Regions from separate parts of the Homo sapiens genome. Here regions 1, 3, 4 and 5 are each linked to region 2. The links are chromatin contacts, found by Hi-C or POLR2A ChIA-PET in ENCODE. All regions are on one chromosome and are shown on one strand. Each heading gives the region's core, a stretch centred on a gene start or an enhancer-like site at or near the end of the contact. The rest is flanking DNA. Distances are from core to core; before and after follow the strand shown.

The links. Hi-C counts contacts between places; a loop is a spot of excess contacts on that map. ChIA-PET counts read pairs that join two places held with the same protein, here RNA polymerase II (POLR2A). Pooled maps may share reads with other maps.
Region 1: a loop to region 2 is called in a map with no recorded cell type, with 8 times the contacts of the local background. The contact joins the enhancer-like site here to the promoter of JMY in region 2. A Hi-C loop is called at or near these places in 1 of 37 single-sample maps with no recorded cell type and 2 of 50 pooled maps. POLR2A ChIA-PET finds 5 or more read pairs at or near these places in 1 of 52 experiments (OCI-LY7).
Region 3: a loop to region 2 is called in a map of transverse colon, with 18 times the contacts of the local background. The contact joins the promoter of WDR41 here to the promoter of JMY in region 2. A Hi-C loop is called at or near these places in 4 of 168 maps with a recorded cell type or tissue (B cell, CD4-positive, alpha-beta T cell, CD8-positive, alpha-beta T cell and 1 more), 2 of 37 single-sample maps with no recorded cell type and 17 of 50 pooled maps. POLR2A ChIA-PET finds 5 or more read pairs at or near these places in 1 of 52 experiments (CD4-positive, alpha-beta T cell).
Region 4: a map of CD8-positive, alpha-beta T cell shows a loop between it and region 2 (14-fold over the local background). The contact joins the promoter of MSH3 here to the promoter of JMY in region 2. A Hi-C loop is called at or near these places in 4 of 168 maps with a recorded cell type or tissue (CD4-positive, alpha-beta T cell, CD4-positive, alpha-beta memory T cell, CD8-positive, alpha-beta T cell and 1 more), 2 of 37 single-sample maps with no recorded cell type and 15 of 50 pooled maps. POLR2A ChIA-PET finds 5 or more read pairs at or near these places in 1 of 52 experiments (GM12878).
Region 5: a map of CD4-positive, alpha-beta T cell shows a loop between it and region 2 (5-fold over the local background). The contact joins the promoter of FAM151B here to the promoter of JMY in region 2. A Hi-C loop is called at or near these places in 2 of 168 maps with a recorded cell type or tissue (CD4-positive, alpha-beta T cell and naive thymus-derived CD4-positive, alpha-beta T cell) and 5 of 50 pooled maps.

The regions. Positions count from the first base shown.
Region 1 is chr5:77,934,564-77,938,470 of GRCh38, reverse strand. The region is part of intron 1 of LOC101929154 (a long non-coding RNA gene); the gene reads right to left. Among named protein-coding and RNA genes, the nearest start is that of TBCA, 160 kb to the right of the region's middle. RefSeq lists silencers at 1,174-1,343, 3,264-3,438. Within about 2 kb of position 2,315, at least 3 of the 41 ENCODE cell types and tissues checked have a DNase peak (open chromatin) inside an H3K27ac peak, as active enhancers do.
Region 2 is chr5:79,234,520-79,238,442 of GRCh38, reverse strand. It overlaps JMY (junction mediating and regulatory protein, p53 cofactor), which reads right to left and starts at 2,312. Exons shown (of 11, transcript NM_152405.5): 1 at 761-2,312. The coding sequence starts at 1,792. LOC124901011 (a long non-coding RNA gene) reads left to right here and starts at 2,420. Exons shown (of 2, transcript XR_007058836.1): 1 at 2,420-2,632. RefSeq lists silencers at 783-1,077, 1,361-1,630, 1,801-2,240, 2,271-2,320, 2,361-2,410 and enhancers at 751-1,170, 1,222-1,858.
Region 3 is chr5:77,490,232-77,494,486 of GRCh38, reverse strand. It overlaps WDR41 (WD repeat domain 41), which reads left to right and starts at 2,171. Exons shown (of 13, transcript NM_018268.4): 1 at 2,171-2,317. The coding sequence starts at 2,267. RefSeq lists silencers at 1,866-2,005, 2,446-2,665 and an enhancer at 1,786-2,709.
Region 4 is chr5:80,653,205-80,656,894 of GRCh38, reverse strand. MSH3 (mutS homolog 3) reads right to left here and starts at 2,243. Exons shown (of 24, transcript NM_002439.5): 1 at 1,931-2,243; 2 at 364-484. The coding sequence starts at 2,167. DHFR (dihydrofolate reductase) reads left to right here and starts at 1,912. Exons shown (of 6, transcript NM_000791.4): 1 at 1,912-2,491; 2 at 2,838-2,887. The coding sequence starts at 2,406. RefSeq lists an enhancer at 1,622-2,390 and a silencer at 1,808-2,417.
Region 5 is chr5:80,486,023-80,489,987 of GRCh38, reverse strand. It overlaps FAM151B (family with sequence similarity 151 member B), which reads right to left and starts at 1,888. Exons shown (of 6, transcript NM_205548.3): 1 at 1,840-1,888. The coding sequence starts at 1,864. It overlaps FAM151B-DT (FAM151B divergent transcript), which reads left to right and starts at 2,042. Exons shown (of 3, transcript NR_172938.1): 1 at 2,042-2,210. RefSeq lists a silencer at 1,324-1,618 and enhancers at 1,283-1,782, 1,783-2,284.

The sequences.
Region 1 (3,907 bases), core at 1,066-3,565, 1.3 Mb after region 2:
ATTTACCTGTGAACTAGAGAGATTACTAGAAACTGGAGAGGTGACATCATGGTTTTCAGGGTACAGAATAATGGAGGCTAAGAATATCTGCAGTTTGTTGTAACTGGGTGAACAGCCCATGTGCTTTCTCCACCGTTCACAAGCTTTTCAGAGATGTTGGTAAAGATGATGGAAATTAACATTCTACTCAGAACAAATGGCCTAAGAGGTCCAACATGACTTACTGTTTACATCTCCGACACCCTCATTTTCATTATGGAGAGACTCTGTTACATGTCTAGTGGCCCGGAGCACTGTGTCTCAAACTTTTCCTGAGCACACGGATTACCTGAGAATCTTGGTAAAATGCAGATTCTGCTTCGGTTGAACTGGGGAGGGATATGCATCTCTAACAAAGCTTTCATTTCTTTTTTTTTTTTTTTTTAATTTCATTCCCTTCTATTCTAACAAAGCTTTCTATCTTCTCAATTTATCACTCAGTATTCAGGAACCTTCTTTTTCTTTAGACAAGATAAAGAGAGAAGTTCTCTGGTCTCCCAATGACCCTTTACCTCCTTATTCTAAATGATCATTTTGTCTTCCTTTTGCTGTGAACTGATAAGTAGAAGAGGCTGGAAACAGTGCTATGGGGATTGGGTTTTGCAAGAGATACGGGAGTCAGAACAAAATTTCAGAGCTGAGAATGGTGACATCTTAAGAGCTTAGACTTCTATTCCTACCCAGAGCAGGATAGAAGCCCTTCCTGGCCTGTCAAAAGACCGGCATTCTCCCCTCAGAATGAACTTCTTTGTTTCGTTTTGAAAGTTTCTGTTCTTTCATAAGTCACTTAATCTTCCTGAGGCTGTTTTTCCCCTGAGAAATGCTAATTAGATTTTCATGTGCTTTATAATTTATTATTATTTTTCATTAAGGTAAAATTCATATAACAAAATTTACCACTTTGAAGTGTACAATTCAGTGGCATTTAGTACACTTACAATGTTGGGCAAGAGCCACCTCTATCTAGTTCCAAAACATTTTTATCACCCCAAAAGAAAACCCTGTACTAAGCAGTCACCCCCTCTTCCTGCTTCTTCCTAGCCTCTGGCTACCACCAATCTGCTTTCTGCCTCTATGGATTGACCTACTTTGAGTATTTCATATAAATGGGATCATATAATATGTGATCTTGTGTGTCTTGCTTCTTTCACTTAGCATAATGTTTTCTGGGTTCAGCCACACTGTAGCATGTTTCAATACTTTGTTCCTCTTTTTTCTGAGACGGAGTCTCACTTTGTTGCCCAGGCTGGAGTGCAGTGGCACAATCTCGGCTCACTGCAACCTCCACCTTTCAGGTTCAAGCAACTCTCCTGCCTCAGCCTCCAAGTAGCTGGGATTGCAGGTGCACGCCACCACCTCACCCAGCTAATGTTTATATTTTTTAGCAGAGACAGGGTTTCACCATGTTGGCCAAGCTAGTCTTGAACTCCTAACCGCAAATCATCTGCCAGTCTCAGCCTCCCAAAATGCTGAAATTACAGGCATGAGCCACTGCGCCTGGCCCATTCCTCTTTATGGTTGACAAATATCCTATTGTCTGGATATACCACATTTTGTTTATCCATTCGTCTGTTGCTAGAGATTTTGGTGTTTTCACCTTTTGGCTATTGTGAATAGTGCTGATAGAAACATTCATGTACAAGTATTAGTTTGAGTAACTATCTTCATAATTTATTATTTTTAAATGTACCACCTCATTTGTTTTTCAAGTTAGGTTGAGAACAAGAAGTATTTTACTGACAAAAAACAAGCTCAGAGTGATTTGCTCAAGATTTCAAAGGTAGTAAGCAACCAAGAAAGTCAAAACTCCTGACAGAAACTCCAGTGCCCTTTCAACTTATACCACAGCTGTCTCAGCTGGCTTGAGAGTCAAAAAGGAGAATGTCTGCAAAAATGATTAGCAGGCTGTAAAGCACTGTGTATATAAGGTGGTGTTCGTAGTTAGTCTTTGATATGCCAACTGACGCTATGGGAGCAGTTTCCCTAGCGGGAGGTCAGCATGTGCTGTCTCTATTATGGCCAGAAGAGAGATTTTAGAATTGCAAAAGGTATAACAGAGTGGTTGGACACCAGCAAAGGAGTTTGACAAGGCTGTCACATCTGTTCAATATTTCTACTGAAATAATCATGGGTATTGCTGTTGATGGTTACCATAGTGGTATTAAGGTTGGCAGAAGGAGATGATGTAATCTCGAGTATGCTGATGACATCCTGGCTGCTGAGTCTGTGGTTTCTGCACCAGAAGAGCTGGCGCCTTGGACTGGGGATGATTTAGACGCCGATACTGGCAGCTGAGAAGCAGAATATTTTAGCAGCAGCACAAACTGGAAGTGAATAAGAAAAGCAAGTGAAGGGTTACGCTGCCATAGTTTATGATAGGTAGTGAGAGCCACAACCCTCTCGCCTGTAAAAGAGGAGAGCAAATGGCCTAGTAAGCATTCATGAGGGGTGATCCAGAGCATAAAATGTCGCTGTGGCCTCACCCTATCTTGCCATAGACCTTTTCTTGGTTCTAATTTAGACCCAGTGTCTGATTAGTATGAAATAGCTGTTAGCTGAGCCTCAATTTGCAGACTTTTACCAAAGGAAGAGATGAAGAGCAACATGGAAGTGTGGCTACTGTCAAGCTGAGTTAAACCCAGAGTGATGACGACAATATCTTGGTGAAGGAGAAGAATGACAACAGGCTGAAAGAAAGCATCATCTGTTTCCAGAATCCTGGAACACTTCCTGCTGAAATAACTCATTCTGTGTGTCTTCATTTTCTGACAAGCAAATCTTGAAGAACAGAACTGGCATTCGTCAGGGCAAACACTAGAAGTATGCGGGTCTCCAGAAGGATCTGTGACAGGGCTTGTGAAAACTGTGTTTTTGAAGAATTCATCGTCATGTGAAAGTTCTTAGAATCTTCTTTGAAATAAAAATAGATCTTTATACCAAAATGTTCTTATGATTTTGAAAATAACACCCACTCATTGCTGAAACGTACTGAAATATGTGAAAGATAAGAGGAACAAATCATGCTATTTTCACAATTAAGAAATAATTAATGTTATGCCTTATTTTTTTCCAATATTTTATCTGTCTACATTTATTTTCTATGTATTTGGGAACCTACTTTATGTTCAATTGGTTTTCTGCTTTTAAAAATTTCACGTTTGTACATGGTATATTTCTGGCTGCTTCTCTGGATCCAAGGGTCATTCTGGGCTTTGGATTTCCTGTAGAATGGCTGTAATATTCCAGTTAGAGCCGAGGAAACTCGAAGCCTGGACTTGTCCATTCTATTAAGATAGGACATGAGGCCCGGCGCAGCGGCTCACGCCTGTAATTCCAGCACTTTGGGAGGCCGAGGTGGGTGGATCACTTGAGATCGGGAGTTCAAGACCAGCCTGGCCCCGTCTCTACTAAAAATACACAAATCAGCTAGGCATAGTGGTGGTCACTTGTAATCCCAGCTACTCAGGAGGCTGAGACAGGGGAATCACTGGAACCTGAGAGGTGGACTTCGCAGTGAGCCGAGATCTCCCCACTGCACTCCAGCCTGGGCAGCAGAGCGAGACTCCATCTCAAAAACAAAACAAAACAAAAAAGATAGGACATGACAGATTCAAGAAAACCACTCTCTCTGGTATAGTTCAAAGTTGTTGATTTTCCTTGAATACGTAATATGGTGGTGAGCCTGTGGGAAACTTCTTCGGAAACTTCCATCGGAAAGGCAGATTCTGCTTTGCAAATGTACCCTCGAGATTACCATGGGAAGATTAAAATGTGGGTATCCTCATAGTGTGGTGGAAACCTAATGTCCAGGGTGGAGAGGGATAGAGAAATAGGACAAAAAACCAGACTGCGGTTAGGCCTAGAAATT
Region 2 (3,923 bases), core at 1,063-3,562:
TATGTATATCCATTCAGACCCTTTCTTCCACTTTTTTTTTGTTATTTTAAGGATTAGTTTGAAAAGGCTTTTGTACTTCTACAGTAAGTACAAAAATACAACGAACATTCCTGCCCAGAATCTTTATTTCTACCTAAAACAGCAGTGAAACCTGAGCCATCTGTAAAGACCTGAGGTAGTCCAAAAAAAAAGAAACAAAACACTTCTAAAAAACCTTTTAAAAATAAATTTGCATCCGATAGTCACTAGGTGCTTTTTCACTTAGGTCACTCGTTTAAAAATGAATTTAAAATTTGCGTAGGTTGCCACACTGCACAAAGAAGAATCAAAACAGATCAACTTTGCTCCGTAAGACAAACTATTTTAAATAAAGGTGACAAGGACAAAGAAGAGTTGACATCTGGGCAGTTATTGCTGGAAGAGCTTTAGGGGTAGAAAAATGCTCAGGTAGCCCATGCTTACAGAACACTTTTCTTAGTGGCTTTAATTGCGCATTACCAGTACTGAGTAGTACACAGAGCGCACTTACTACTTTTGATAAATGGGGGAGGAAATAAAGACGAAGGTCCTTCAGAGAGTCAATTAAGCAGCCACCGAGAGGGATGAAGGGCAAGGTAGATCAGGAACCCCTCTTGGTTTCCGCTTGTCCAGAAAAACAACCGTCCTACTGCGCACACCCGACACCGAGGCTCCAGCCTTTGGTTTGGCCAGTAAACCAAAAGCGACCAGTAGAGCCCAGACTAGGAGCTCACTCACTCACCTCCTGGATGCGCTTCCTGGCCCGCTGAAGCACTTCTTCGTAGCCCTTCTGCCGCAGCTCGCTGAGGCTTTCGTAATACTCCTCGGGATCATCGGTCTCGGTGAAGAGCACCTGGGAGAGGATCTTCCAGCCGCAGGTGTCCAGGCCGTGGCCCAGGTAGACCTGGAGCTGGTAACACAGAGTGTCGATTTCCTGCTCGGTCATCTCGGGGGCGCCCCCAAACAGCACAGTCCACATGCCCGAAGGTTCCTCGGGGAACACCGGCAGGCACGGCTCCAACTGCGAGTTCACCGAGCACAGCTGCTGGTGCACGGCGCGCAGGTCCTGGAAAGAAAACAGTCCGGCCCAGCTGCACTCTTCGGCCGGAGACTCCAGCTCGGTGGCGGGCGGCGGCTGCTCCGCGTCCGAGAGCGCCAGAGGTGCCTCGTCCTCCTTCACCATTTCCAGCACCTCTATCTCCTCGGAGACCGTCCCAGAGGCGCTCACTATCCGTACAGAGGACACCTGGGCCTCTCTGGGCGCCGGCCGGGCTGCTGCAGCGGCTGCCCCCGCCGCATCGTCGGCTTCAGATGTTTTCTGACCCGGGATGGGTTTGGCCCGCACTGGGCTCCTAAGACGACTCTCCGCCCCTTTGCTGCCAGGACTCCGCAGCCGCGGGTCCCCCAGAAGGCTGCGAGTGCTCCGAGGAGAGCCGCCCTCCGCCCAGGCCGAGCTCCGCCGGGGCCCGGGGCTCCTAACCAGAGTTGCAGAGGCAGTGGCCTCGGGCCGACCCCTGCCCGCCGGGCTGCCGGGCCCGCGGCTCCCGTCGGACGCAGCTCCGCCGGCCTCGGCGCCCCCTCGCGCCCCCGCTTGCTCCCGGGAGCCGCTCCTCTGCCTCTGGGCCGTCCGGTTGTGGCAGGTTATGGCAAACTTGCCCTCAATCTCGTTCCAGGCCACAATAAAGACGAATTTGTGTTTCTCGCGCTCGTCGAACACATGGGGCCGCACAGCCACCCAGTCCGACTCGAGCGTCTCCTCCAGCGCGAACGACATGGTGGCTCCGGCTTCTCGCCGCGGGGAAGGGCCGCCGGCCCGGCCCGCCCGAGGACTCCCCGCTGGCTGCGCCGCGCCCCCCGCTCACCCTCGCCGGGCGCCTTCAGCCATCTTAGTGCGCCGGCCGGCTCTCCCGGCTCGTTCGCCTGTCCCTCCGCGCCCCGACCGCCGAGCTCCTTTGTGGCGCGGATCGAGAGAAGGACAATAAGCGTCCCGGGAGCAGGTAGTTCACATGGTCACCTGCGGCCGGATCTGTTTACAAGCTCCGCGCTGCCGCAGCGCCTCGCGGCCGCCCGCCGCCCCCCGCGCGAGGCCGTGGAGCTGCGTCTGCGGCGCTCCGGTGGTGAGGCGCGGGTCCCGCGGGGTCAGGCCGGCGCTGTATGCGTCCCGGTCGCTCGCCCAGGTCAAGATCCCCGCCCCCGCCCCTGGTGCTGCTGCAGAAAGCCCGGAGCCGGCCTGACTGATGAACCCGTCTCCTAAACTCTGCGCCTCAGCATCGCCACAATGTTGCCATTCGACTGCTGACGTCGGCGGCTCCACGAGGGACGTAAACATGGGCACGTGCCGCACGCTGGTGACGCGGCGGCGGCGGCGCGCGCACCCCGCCCGCGCGCGCCGGCGCCTCCTCTCGGCGTCCCCTGAGCCAGCCCGCGAGCGGCCGCGCTCCCGACTCTCCTTCCTTCCGCGCAGCCTCCAGTTCCCCGGGGCTGGAGCCGGCTGTCGGCTGGTTGCCGGCTCCGAGGGCGATGAGAGTGGCAGGTGTGCCCTGCTGCACAGGTGGCCTCCGAACCCGGGAAAAGAGGAACTAAGGCGGAGGAACTGAGACGTTTCGAATTCCAGGTATTGAGACCCTCGAATGTACATTTGCCTCCATTCTCCTGGAGGGAGCCCGGACGGAGAGTCGCTCCTGCGTTCAGAAGTAGCGTGTTGCCGCGGGGAACGGTGTGCTGAACTATGTGGGGCTCGCCCCCAGCCTGTTAGGTTCTCCCCTAATGCCCTTGAGACCAAAACAAAAAACAAAAACAATTCCAGAAGCTTTTCTGGAAAGACAGAGTTTAATATATGAAAGGAAGGTGTCTGAGGAAAGCCCAGTAACAGTCCAAAACAAAATGAAAAATGAAAATGCCATGTCCTAACAGCATGAATGTTTACATTTCAGTTCATTGGTGTTTTATTGCTTCAGGTTTCATCATTATGTACTGTTCTGTGAACCTCGTTTTGAGGTCACTGGGCTTTAGCCCTTTTGAAGTTGTATTCAATTATGGGAGTTCCCAGAATGCATATACAAAAACAGTCATATCAATCTCTGCTATTCTTACTAAACTATGATGAAACACATTCTTAAAATTAGTAGACTTTATAATAATTATTGGCATTCTTTTTCCGATTAGTATTCAAGTCACAGATGTTGTGCACCATAGTAAAGCACAATGGAAATTAGTTCTTTTACATTTATTCACATTTCTAAAGTATATACAAAACCGTTTGGATTAGCCTTGTATTGTTAGGTTCAGTAAAAACAGCTGTTTATTCAGATGACAGAACAGTACTGAACTAGCTAAGCTTCAAACTTAGTTCAGTATTGTCCATCTTAAACTCTAAGCTTCAACACTTGGTTCAGTATTGTCCTGATATTTGAATAAACAGCCAAAAAAAATTTTTTTTTTGAGACAGAGTCTCACTCTGTGGCCCAGGCTGGAGCACAGTGGCACGATGTCAGCTTACTGCAGCCTCTGCCTCCCGGGTTCAAGCGATTCTCCTGCCTCAGCCTCCCAAGTAGCTGGGATTACAGGCACACACCACCAAGCCCGACTAATTTTTGTATTTTTATTAGAGACGGGGTTTCTTCATGTTGGCCAAGCTGGTCTCGAACTTCTGGCCTCAGGTGATCCGACCGCCTTGGCCTCTCAAAGTGCTGGGATTACAGTCGTGAGCCACTGAGCCCAGCTGGTTTTTAACATTTTGTACAGTTCATTATTTGAAACCACAAATTTTCAAAGTTTGTAACTGAGTTTGTGTCAAATCTCAAATGCAAGTCAGAGACACGTTCTGAAAGGCAAAAAAGAGAGAAAACCCATTTCAAATCTGAATTACGGGGCTGGGCATGGTGGCTGACGCCTGTAATCCCAGC
Region 3 (4,255 bases), core at 922-3,421, 1.7 Mb after region 2:
ATTTGCATGGAATATCTTTTTCTATTCTTTCCCTTTTGATCTATTTGTGTCTTTGATCTAAAGTCAGTCTTTCATAGACAGCATATAGTTGGATTCTAGAGTTTGGTTTTTTTTTGTCAATCTGCCTTTTCTTTGGACAGTTTAATCTATTTATATTTAAAGTAATTACTGATAAAGAGGAATTTCTATTTTTCTATTTGTTTTCTATATGCCTTATAGTTTTTTTGTACCTCATTTTCTCTATTACTGCCATCTTTTGTATTTAGCTTATTTTTTGTAGTAAATGTTTTGATTCCCTGATCATTTCCATTTATGTATATTTTACAGGTATTTTTGTGTTTACCATGAGAATTACATTTAACATCCTAACGTTATAACAATCTCATTTTAATTTATACCAACGTAACTTCAATAGCATACAAAGACTCTGCTCCTATATTGCTCCACCCCCACCCTTTCTATTGATGCCACAAATTACATCTTTATACATTGTGTGCCCAATAATATACTAATCTTGTAAAAAATTCTTTCTTAGCTGTCCTAAGAGGAACCAAGGGAGGAAGTGTTCAACCCTGGACCAGTGCTTTAAAGCATCAGCAGAATGTCCCTTACATCAGAGTAATGTGGCATTGGGCAAACCCTAAAGAGCATGGGGCAAACCCTAAAGAATGTGGATAATCAGAAGAATAAAATGTAGGCTATTTGGGCAACCACATTGTCTCACGTGAAGATATTCCTTCCAGAACTGAACTCCTGATGTCTCTGAGTTTTGTTTTACTTAAAGATAAGTCCCTCTTTCCCAGGGGATAGTCTCTGTTTTGGTCTGTCTTCAACTGTATGCAGACTGCAATTTGGGGCTAGCACACAGAAGGCAACATGCTCCTGATCCTTGGGAGTGTGTTCTTGCCGAGTGCACTCAAAAGGAATACAAAGATGAATTATAGGAGATCCGAGTTCCAGAGGGACTGTAAGTTTGTGTAGCTGCTCACAACCAACTTAGCTTAAAGTGGGATGTATGGCTCTCTCTTATTGGTGACTGGGACATTATGCCTTGTCCCTCCAGAGCAGCATTTTATGTGATTCCTTTCTGCTTCTCTAGTGCATCTGTGTCCAATACATGTTTGCTGAATTAATGCATTAGTTGGGACATTTGTAGATTCCCTACAACAATTTACTGCTAGGAGGATTATTTGAACCTAATACATATGCAAATATATATATTTATACTTTTGCAAACATGATATGTATAAGTAGTTCCTAGACCAGTGATTTTCAGACCTTGCTACTCATCAGAATCACCTGAGGAGCCTTCCCAAAACCCCGATTCCTACGTCCCAACCACAAAGATTATTTTAATGAGTCTGAGGTGGAAGCCAGGAATCTACATTTTCAAAAGCTACCCAGGTAATTCTGATATGCAGTCAGCATAGATAACCACAGCCCTTTGACTACCTAAGAAAATGTAGTAGTCAAAAAAAGGTATATGAACTGCCTTCTATTCTTTAGGGAGATTCTATGTTAATATAGCATACGGTCAAGAACACTACCAATGTAGCCACTTCCTAGCTGTTATCTTTAGACAAATTACCTAATCATTCAGAGCTTTAGTTTCTTGATGTGTAAAATAGAGGATATAGGTTTACCATGAGGATTTATGTAAAGCCTTAGCACAGTAGCTGTACTATAGCACACAGTAAATGTTGGCCGGATTTATTCGGCTGTACACATGAGCCACTGGATTTGTCTGGATGCAGAAGTCTACTGCGGTACACCTTCTTCAGCAAGCTCTTGGGAAAGCAGGGGAGATTTCCTGGTACCCTAGGAAGTGGAGGATACTAAAGCCATGTCACAGGGAGGGGCATTATTCTTCGTGCGCGCTTGCTCGCCGGGGTCGGGTTGCTGCTCCGCGCGCGTCCACCAGGGGCCGCTCGAGCTACCTAAGCTCCGTGCGCTACCCGGCGGCGCTCCCGCGCGTGCTCACTCGGAGCAGCGCGCGCCCCGCAATCGCCGCAGCCGCCCCCGCCGTCGGCCGCCGCACCCCAAGCGACTGCCCAAACTAAGCCTCCGTGGCTGGGTACGGGAGCGCTTTGGGGACAAAAATTCTCCCTCAACTGTGGTCTGCATTCCTTCGGCCCGTGGGCTGATCTGGGGCGGGAAGTATTAGCGTCTCAGTTGCGCTGCAGCCGGGGAGGAAGGAGGAGGCCGAGCCTGGGGCGGAGTTTGGGCTGACTGGGGCTGGACCGGGCAAGACGCCGCCGCTGCCCGGATGTTGCGATGGCTGATCGGGGGAGGCCGAGAACCGCAGGGACTGGCCGAGGTAAACCCCGGGTGGGTCTGCTCTGCGTCCGTCGAGCTTGCTGGAGGGGCGGCTTCGTTCCGGTTCGGCCTTCCTGGGTTCCGACCGCGGGGACCCGGGCGGAGGCGGGGCTGGCTGCTGAGCTCGTGCCACGCGCTGTTCTCACGACGGTGGGGGCGGAGGGCGCGGGAGCCGGAGCTCCTCAGACCCGGCGGGACCCCAGGCGCACCCTGGAGCTGCAGACCCCCGGCCCCGTCCCACGGCTAGCTGAATCGTGAGATCCTGGCTCAGGGACGCTCAGCTGGTCAGCAGTCCTATTGGGACCTGTGACAACTTAGGGCTTCTGGCTACCGAAACTATCTTCATTTCCACTTAAAAAGTATACGATTTAGCTAGAAACGAACGAGTTGTGACCGCAGCTTTCCACTTTTGGTTTATTTGAATTGGTGTCTCTTCCTGGCGTCTACTGATACTTGGTCAGGGAATATAAAATTAATTTACTTATCCAACAACCGAAAAAGGATATAATTATTTTTAAAAAGTAATCTGCTTCAAGGTCAAGAACATGATTTTCTAATTAACTGCTGTTTTTGGTTTCATAGTCACACTTTCTTCATGGGCCCGAATAATTGAATAGACCGTGTGTAATGAAATTTACATTTGAAATGTGAATAAAATAATTTTTGCAGTCTTGGAAATTTTGAGGTCCCAAATTTATTTCGTATGCCACACAAGAACTTTCATGCGCGTCCGTGTGAAGAGACCACCAAACAGGCTTTGTGTGAGCAATAAAAGCTTTTAATCACCTGGGTGCAGGCGGGCTGAGTCCGAAAAGAGAGTCAGCGAAGGGAGATAGGGGTGGGGCCGTTTTATAGGATTTGGGTAGGTAAAGGAAAATTACAGTCAAAGGGGAGTTGTTCTCTGGCGGGCAGGAGTGGGGCAAGGTGCTCAGGGGAGCTTTTTGAGCCAGGATGAGCCAGGAAAAGGACTTTTACAAGGTAATGTCATCACTTAAGGCGAGGACCGGCCATTTTCACTTTTGTGGTGGAATGTCATCAGTTAAGGCGGGGCAGGGCATTTTCACTTCTTTTGTGATTCTTCAGTTATTTCAGGCCATCTGGGCGTATATGTGCAAGTCACCGGGGATGCGATGGCTTAGCTTGGGCTCAGAGGCCTGACAAGAACAGAATTTGTGAATTGCATTTTATTTCTCATAAGAAGTATTTGTTTAGATTGTTAAAAGTAAGAAATTGGATTGTTGAGAGTAGGCAGTCTTCTCAATTTTAACTTCCGCATGTCTTTGCAGTTGACGGTATTGTCTGTTTTTAAAAATTTCTTATTTCAGATTAATCCTAAATCCTTGAGATTGTGGATTATTGAATAGCCATATATGGTATATACGACATTTTGGATAATTCTGTTTTAACCTGGTTCTTTGGTTAATCATGTTATTTGCTTAACCAGGTCTCCCATTCCTGGCAAGTTTTCATTGGAGGAGAAGCAGTTTATATAGTTTTCAAATTTCTCACCACAATCTCTTCTAGAAGGAAGACAGAATAAATACAAAATCAATGCTTTGTGGTGGTGGTTTTTTTTTTGGAAAACATTTATGCATGTTTTAAATTTATATATTTCTTCATATAAATCTAATTGAGTTGTATAACTGCTGTGAATTTGTACATTATCGGAACCTATGATTGTCCCTAATTTATGCAATAACTTTGTATCCAGGCTTCTCGTTTAAGCAGTGGTTCTCAACTGGGGTGATTTTTGCCCCGCAGGAGACATTTGGCAATGTCTGGAGACATTTTTGATTGTCATGCCTTGCAGAGGGGCAGTTCTATTGGCATCTAATGTGTATAGACCAGGGATGCTGCTCAATGTCCTGTAATGCACAGGACAGTTCTCAACAACAAAGAATTATCTGGGCTGGGCGCGGTGGCTTACTCCTGTAATCCC
Region 4 (3,690 bases), core at 994-3,493, 1.4 Mb before region 2:
AGTGGGCCTCACTCAAAGGGAGGGATTATGGGGTCTATCACTGCCTACCTTCCACATTTCTGTACTGTTTGAAATTTCTGTAGCAAGAATGTTTTAATTTTATAACCAGGACAAAAATAGCTAGAAGGAATAAAGGAGAAAGTTGGGAGAACTACAGCTAAATTGCAGAATTGTAGCTCTACCATCCCCTTAACCTCCTATACACATCACCATCACCTATAGGGGGCCACTCTGCTCAGGAACAAAAGGGACCTTTCTCCACAAAGAAAAAAGACACAATTCTAATACGCTCTTCTGCCCTCTGGAGAATTCCAGAATACCAGAGCCATGACTGAGGAGAAAAAAGAATCCCCCACAACTCACCAGAGTTGCCAGACATTCCCAGATCACTTCCTCCTTCCTTTTGTTGGACTTTCTTTACTTTCTTTTTAACAGGCCCATCATTTTCCAATGGTCTCTTCTTTCTTCTGTCAATTTCTGTAGCCTATATCGGGAAGGTTAGAAAATGATGTGTTATCTCTACTCTGAGAAGGCCTGACGTATGTGAAGCAATTTAAACCTTACAACTGAATGACAAGGTTCCTTGCCATCCACTCTTCAAAGAATCCTCTACTTTTAGCTCTGGAAAACCCTATGGGTGAACTGTTTTTAACACCATAAAAGACAAGGTAGAGTCTGATAGTCAGGAGCCTCAGCAACTCAAGCCGTGTTTAGAATTAATTGAAACCAAGGCTGCTACCGGTCTTGATTCAATGAGCCTTCAGCTTTCTCTAATTATAAAACTTGAATCACCCTACTTACATATGCTAAATAAAATACCTCTAAGAAATAAACAGTTATGTAGCAAAGGCACAGAGGGGAAAAGATAGGTAATAAAAGAACAGTATCATTTTTGACATGTTCACTGCAATTTAAGTGTTTCCTGTTTAAAAGGTTTATGTTCATCACTAAAGATGTGACAAGATTATGAATTTTTTCTTGGCAGAAAACTTGCCAAAAGCATACATAAGTCCTTCACCAGCTACCCTTTAAATGGTGGGTGCAAAATTTTGGTGAATTCATGAAAACGTAGCTCGTCCTCAAAAAAAACAGAAGAGGAGTAATCATTTTAAGGGAGAAATATATACGAAAGGAACAAGATTTTGAAGCACCCAAGCTGCCACCTACATTAAAACACGGTAGGTGGCTAAACACCAGTCTTCAATGCCCTTCCACAGCCTCAATCTGAAAAATACTGTGCAGGTGACCCAAGTGAGGGGTCACCCTTGGGCTTTTCCTGTGGCAGTATCTCTGGTTTAAAAACAAACAAACGTACTTATTGCGTTGAAGGATGGCAACAGGAAGGACTCCATGATTAGTCACATCTATACCATCCTAAGAAACTTTATCCACCCAAACTGTATTTCAGACTTTATAATCTAAACTACAAAAAGAGTTCACTGGGGAACTGCACAATATGACTGCTTTTAACCGTAGTGATTTCAAATATTGAGCCATGCTGTTGCAGTCTTAAAAACTGGAGACCTAAGGGCAGCTTTCTTCTAGTCACCCAATCCAGCACTTTTTTAAAAAATCAGTAAAACTCTTCGACCACCAAGGAAAAAAAAAAAGGATGGAGGTTAAAAGACGCACCCCTTGCCCACAAGCCCCCTCATCAGAATGGGAGTCAGGAGACCTGAGTTCCTGTCTCAGGCCTGCCATTAAAAACCTGCATAACCTTTGCCTATCTCCTCAAACGGAAGTACTAAAACCTCAGCGCTTCACCCAATTTGTAGCCCCGGCTGGGCTCTTCCCACCTTCCCCTTCTTCAGCCCGCCCCTTCCTCCTCCAGCCCTATCATCGGGCGGAGGGTCCCCGCCTCCGCCCGCCTTACCCACAAGCCCCGCCCCCCCAGCCCCGATGGCCCTGCCCAGTCCCAGACAGAACCTACTATGTGCGGCGGCAGCTGGGGCGGGAAGGCGGGAGCTGGGGGCGCTGGGGGCGCTGCGGCCGCTGCGGCCGCTGCAGCCGCTGCAGCGCCAGGGTCCACCTGGTCGGCTGCACCTGTGGAGGAGGAGGTGGATTTCAGGCTTCCCGTAGACTGGAAGAATCGGCTCAAAACCGCTTGCCTCGCAGGGGCTGAGCTGGAGGCAGCGAGGCCGCCCGACGCAGGCTTCCGGCGAGACATGGCAGGGCAAGGATGGCAGCCCGGCGGCAGGGCCTGGCGAGGAGCGCGAGCCCGCGGCCGCAGTTCCCAGGCGTCTGCGGGCGCGAGCACGCCGCGACCCTGCGTGCGCCGGGGCGGGGGGGCGGGGCCTCGCCTGCACAAATGGGGACGAGGGGGGCGGGGCGGCCACAATTTCGCGCCAAACTTGACCGCGCGTTCTGCTGTAACGAGCGGGCTCGGAGGTCCTCCCGCTGCTGTCATGGTTGGTTCGCTAAACTGCATCGTCGCTGTGTCCCAGAACATGGGCATCGGCAAGAACGGGGACCTGCCCTGGCCACCGCTCAGGTATCTGCCGGGCCGGGGCGATGGGACCCAAACGGGCGCAGGCTGCCCACGGTCGGGGTGGCCGACTCCCGGCGAGAGGATGGGGCCAGACTTGCGGTCTGCGCTGGCAGGAAGGGTGGGCCCGACTGGATTCCCCTTTTCTGCTGCGCGGGAGGCCCAGTTGCTGATTTCTGCCCGGATTCTGCTGCCCGGTGAGGTCTTTGCCCTGCGGCGCCCTCGCCCAGGGCAAAGTCCCAGCCCTGGAGAAAACACCTCACCCCTACCCACAGCGCTCCGTTTGTCAGGTGCCTTAGAGCTCGAGCCCAAGGGATAATGTTTCGAGTAACGCTGTTTCTCTAACTTGTAGGAATGAATTCAGATATTTCCAGAGAATGACCACAACCTCTTCAGTAGAAGGTAATGTGGGATTAAGTAGGGTCTTGCTTGATGAAGTTTACCAGTGCAAATGTTAGTTAAATGGAAAGTTTTCCGTGTTAATCTGGGACCTTTTCTCTTATTATGGATCTGTATGATCTGTATGCAGTTCCCAAGGTTCATTTACCATTATTAAAAAATTTTTGTCTTAGAAATTTTATGTATGTCAACGCACGAGCAAATTATCAGGCATGGGGCAGAATTGGCAGCTGGGTGGAGGCTTCGGTGGAGGTGAGCACTCCGAAAGGAAAACAGAGTAGGCCTTTGGAACAGCTGCTGGAAGAGATAAGGCCTGAACAAGGGCAGTGGAGAAGAGAGGGTAAAAATTTTTTAAGGTTACATGACCCTGGATTTTGGAGATCTCGAATTTAAAGGTGATGCACCAGGGATGAACGCTCAGATTTTCAGTTTGAAAGCTGGCGTGACATGTAAAGGAGTGGAGAATAATGTACCATTGTAATGATGAGGCGCCTCTAGGACATCTAGGATAATTTCAGGCGTGGGGATCTAGGTGAATTGAACTGTTGGAGGGAAGGGAATAACCAAGGAAAAGAATGTGGGGGTTGAGAGATGCCCCGTTTAAAACCTAAGAGACCTGGATATTTATGGTTGTAAGAGGAGGCATGGCAGAGGAAATGGAAACAGTAAGAAAGGAGCAGATGCTGCATCTCTTTAATGGGACAGATACAAGGCATTTGGGTTTGACACTTAGGTCACTGGTAGAGATGATGACAAGAGCCCGTAGCTAAAGAATTGATAAAAGCCAGTCTCAAAAATCCCAATAT
Region 5 (3,965 bases), core at 639-3,138, 1.3 Mb before region 2:
TGGTTAAGAATTAGTTTTATCAATAACTCGGTAATGAGAAGAAATTTTTGTTTTTGTTTTTGTTTTGAGACAGTTTCTCTCTGTTGCTCAGGCTGGAGTGCAGTGGCGCAATCTTGGCTCACCGCAAGCTCCGCCTCCCGGGTTCACGCCATTCTGCTGCCTCAGCCTCCTTAGTAGTTGAGACTACAGGCGCCGCCACCACGCCCGGCTAATTATTTTGGATTTTTAGTAGAGACGAGGTTTCACTGTGTTAGCCAGGATGGTCTTGATCTCCTGACCTCGTGATCCGCCCACCTCGGCCTCCCAAAGTGCTGGGATTACGGGCGTGAGTCACCGCGCCCGGCCCAAAAATTTGTTTTTTAAAAAATGGCATTTGTCAGCAATTGGACATTTTTCACTTGTGCACACATTTTATTCCAAGATTTTGTAAACCTTGCATCGATTCAGAAGAGAATCTGGATTTATACAGCCTGTGAGTGAGAATGGTGTAAGTCTTGAGTGTGAGCTTTGTCCCAGATTTGTTTGGATTCTTAGGAAAACTAGGCATTAAAAGGATTTATACTGAGAAGAGCACAAGGGTTAAAAAAGGAAAACTCTGGTCTGAAAAAATGTTCTACGGAGGTTTAGCACAGATCTTAAAAAAGAGAGAGAGAAAAAAGTTCACATCCTTTGATCCAGTAATTTCAGTTACAAGAATCGTGTCCAGGATAAAAACAAACCAAAAACATAACTGAGGAAGAACAATGCAAAAATGTTCATTACAGAATGAATTCTAACAAAACAAAACAAAACAGGAAACGACTGATTAACGTTCAACATTAGGAGACTGGTTAATTACAATATAATTGTATACAATATAATTGTATAAAACACTTCAGTCATTCAAAATTATGTTTATAAAAACCTTGGTGACATGGGATAGTATAAGATGCAGGATTTTAAAAATTATGTTTACCATGACCTTAACTCTATTTTTAAGAGTCAGGGTTGTTAGAAAATACCAAAAAGTTAGTAGTGGTGCCTGTGGGTATCAGCATTTGGGGGATTTTTTTTTCCTATTTCCCTATACTAATATACTTTATAAATGTTCTATAATGGCATTTATCAGGACCTGGACATTTTTCGCTTACACACACATTTTATTCCAAGATTCTGTAAACTGTGCATCGATTCAGAAGAGAACCTGTATTTATACAGCCTGCTAGTCAGAATGGTGAAAGCGTGTATTATTTTTACAATTAGGGAAAAAAATCTAAACTGAAGAAAGAACGCGTCACTGACGTTGTCTCATGCCACTACTTAAGTTTACAGAAAAGATACTGTAACCTTCAAGAGCGGAACTGCTGTCCCGCGAGTTGAAGCACCTGATTCCAAGGGGAATCAAGCGAGCCGCACACTCTGCCAGCTTTCCAGGCAGCGCGCTCAGCAGCGGGACTATGCCGGGCCCGGCCCAGTCCGCATTCCCAAACCTCCCCCAGCTTTCAAAGAGGAACCTACTGACCCAGACCGCCCCCATACGGTCGGCTGAAATTAAGGATTAGGGAAACGTCACATTCCTTTCTTTCCAACCCAGACCTCAAAAGACACTGACCCTGCCATTCTCGACCTCCCCTAACGCCTGTCCCTTAGAGCCCACCCGGCAAACCAAGGTCCTTGCCAGGCGATCGCGGGCGCGCCCCGAGTGCAGAGCGGGCTCCAAGCCCAGCCGCCCGGTTCTGCGCGGCGCGCTCCCAGGTCCCTAGCAAGGAAGACCGCGGGAGCCCGCAAAGGGAGGGTACGGCCGGCGGAGCCTCTCAAAGCGCCCCACCTCCAGGCAGAGGCCGCGCGCTCGGCGCTTACCTGGGCCTCCAGCGGATGCTGCCATGGTGACGACGCCCGCCGTCCGCGCAGGCGCCCAGGCTGGCGCCCCTGCTAACCGGGCACTGGTGGCAGGGAAATTCGACTCCACAAACCACAGGCCTCGGCGGGGGAAGAGCCCGGCGGGCGCCAGCGAAGCGGAACCAAACGGAGCCGCGGCACGCAGGCGCAAAGGCTGGCGTTCGAGGTTCGTTTACGCGCCGCTTCGCCGTGCAGGTGGTGGCGAAGCGCTCCTCCGAAAGGTTTCGGAAGCTGGTGGTAGCTCTGAAGATAACGCTGCGTTAGGGCATACTGCGGCGGAGGATGGAACTCCGATTGAAAGCAGTTGCTGGAGTGGAGCACGAATTTCAACAGTTGGGTATATTTTCTTTTAAATGTTAGTAATATCCTAAAAGGGTGTGGAATCATTACTGATAAAAATCAGTGTTTCTGGCCGGGCACGGTGGCTCAGGCCTGTACTCCCAGCACTTTGGGAGGTCGAGGTGGGCGGATCACTTGAGGTCAGGAATTCGAGACCATCCTGGCCAACATGGTTAAAACCCGTCCTTACTGAAAATTTAAAAAATTATCCTGGCGTGGTGGCGCGCGCCTGTAATCCCAGCTACTCGGGAGGCTGAGGCACAAGAATGGCTTGAACCGGAGAGGTGGAGGTTGCAGAGAGCCGAGATCGCTCCACTGCGCTCCGGTCTGTGCGATAGAGCTAGACTGTCAAATAAATAAATAAATAAATAAATAAGTTTTTGTACAAAGTTACCGAGCTGATAACTTGAAGTTTTCTCTCCCCTTCTGTCTCTCTACCAGTGTTCACTCAGAAAACGCTCTCAGCAACTGGGTCCTCCCATCCACTGTCTTTCTAGCCCTCCTTAACTCATTACTTTTTGAAGCCAAACTAGTGATCAGAATTAACAACAAAGCTCTGCCATTTTCAGCTTCTGTGACCAAAAAACTCAATCTGCCAGTGGTAGAGTTAGGATAACTAACATCACCTGACACGTAATACAAAGGGGAGTTATTCTTGCCCAGCCTTTCAGATAAAATATTTTTCATCACTCCAAAGCAATCACTCTCCATTTACCCCCTTCCTACCCCCAGGCAACAACTCATCTACTTTCTGTCTCATGAATTTGCCTATTCTGGAATTTCATGTAAATAGAATCACAGACTGTATGTATGATCTTTGTAACTGGCTTCTTTCACTTAGCATGTTTTCAAAATTCACCCATGTTTTAGCATGTATCAGTACTTCCTTCCTTCTTATGCTGGAATAAATTCCAGTTTGTAAATACCACATTTTATGTGTGTCCATTCAACAGCTGAAGGACATTCGGGTTGTTTCTACATTTTGTCTTTTATGAATGCTGCTGCTGTGAACATTCATGGACAAGTTTTGTGTGGACGTATATGAATACATTCCTGTGTGCATATCTGTGTACATACCTAGGAGTGGAACTACTTGTTCATATAGTAACTGTTTAACTGTGTGAGGAACTGCCAGTTTTGCAAATCAGCTGTACCATCTTTCATTCCCACCAGCAATGTATGAAGATTCCAATTTCCCCACATCCTTACCAGTCAGTACTTGTTGTTATGTTTTTTAAATTATAGCCATCCTAGTAGATATGAAGTACTACCTCATTATCTTGATTTGTAGTTCCCTACTAATAATATTGAGCATATTTTCAGGTGCTATCGGTCATTTATATATTTCCTTTGGAGAAATGTCTTCTCAAATCCTGTGCTCATTTCAATTGTGAGAATTCTTTATATAGTCTCAATACAAGTCCCTTAACAGGTAATTTGCAAATATTTGCAATATTTTCTCCCGTTGTGCAGATTGTCTTTTCACTTTCTTGATGGCATTGATTGCAGTACAGGTCTTTTTTAAAAAACTTGTTTTTCTTTTTTTTTAGATGAAGTCTCACTCTGTTCCCCCAGGCTGGAGTGCAGTGGCACGATCTCGGCTCACTGCAACCTCCACCTCCCGGGTTCAAGCGATTCTCCTGCCTCAGCCTCCTGAGTAGCTGGGATTACAAGCACGCACCACCACGCCTGGCTAATTTTTGTATTTTTAGTAGAGACAGGATTTCACCATGTTGGCCAGGCTGGTC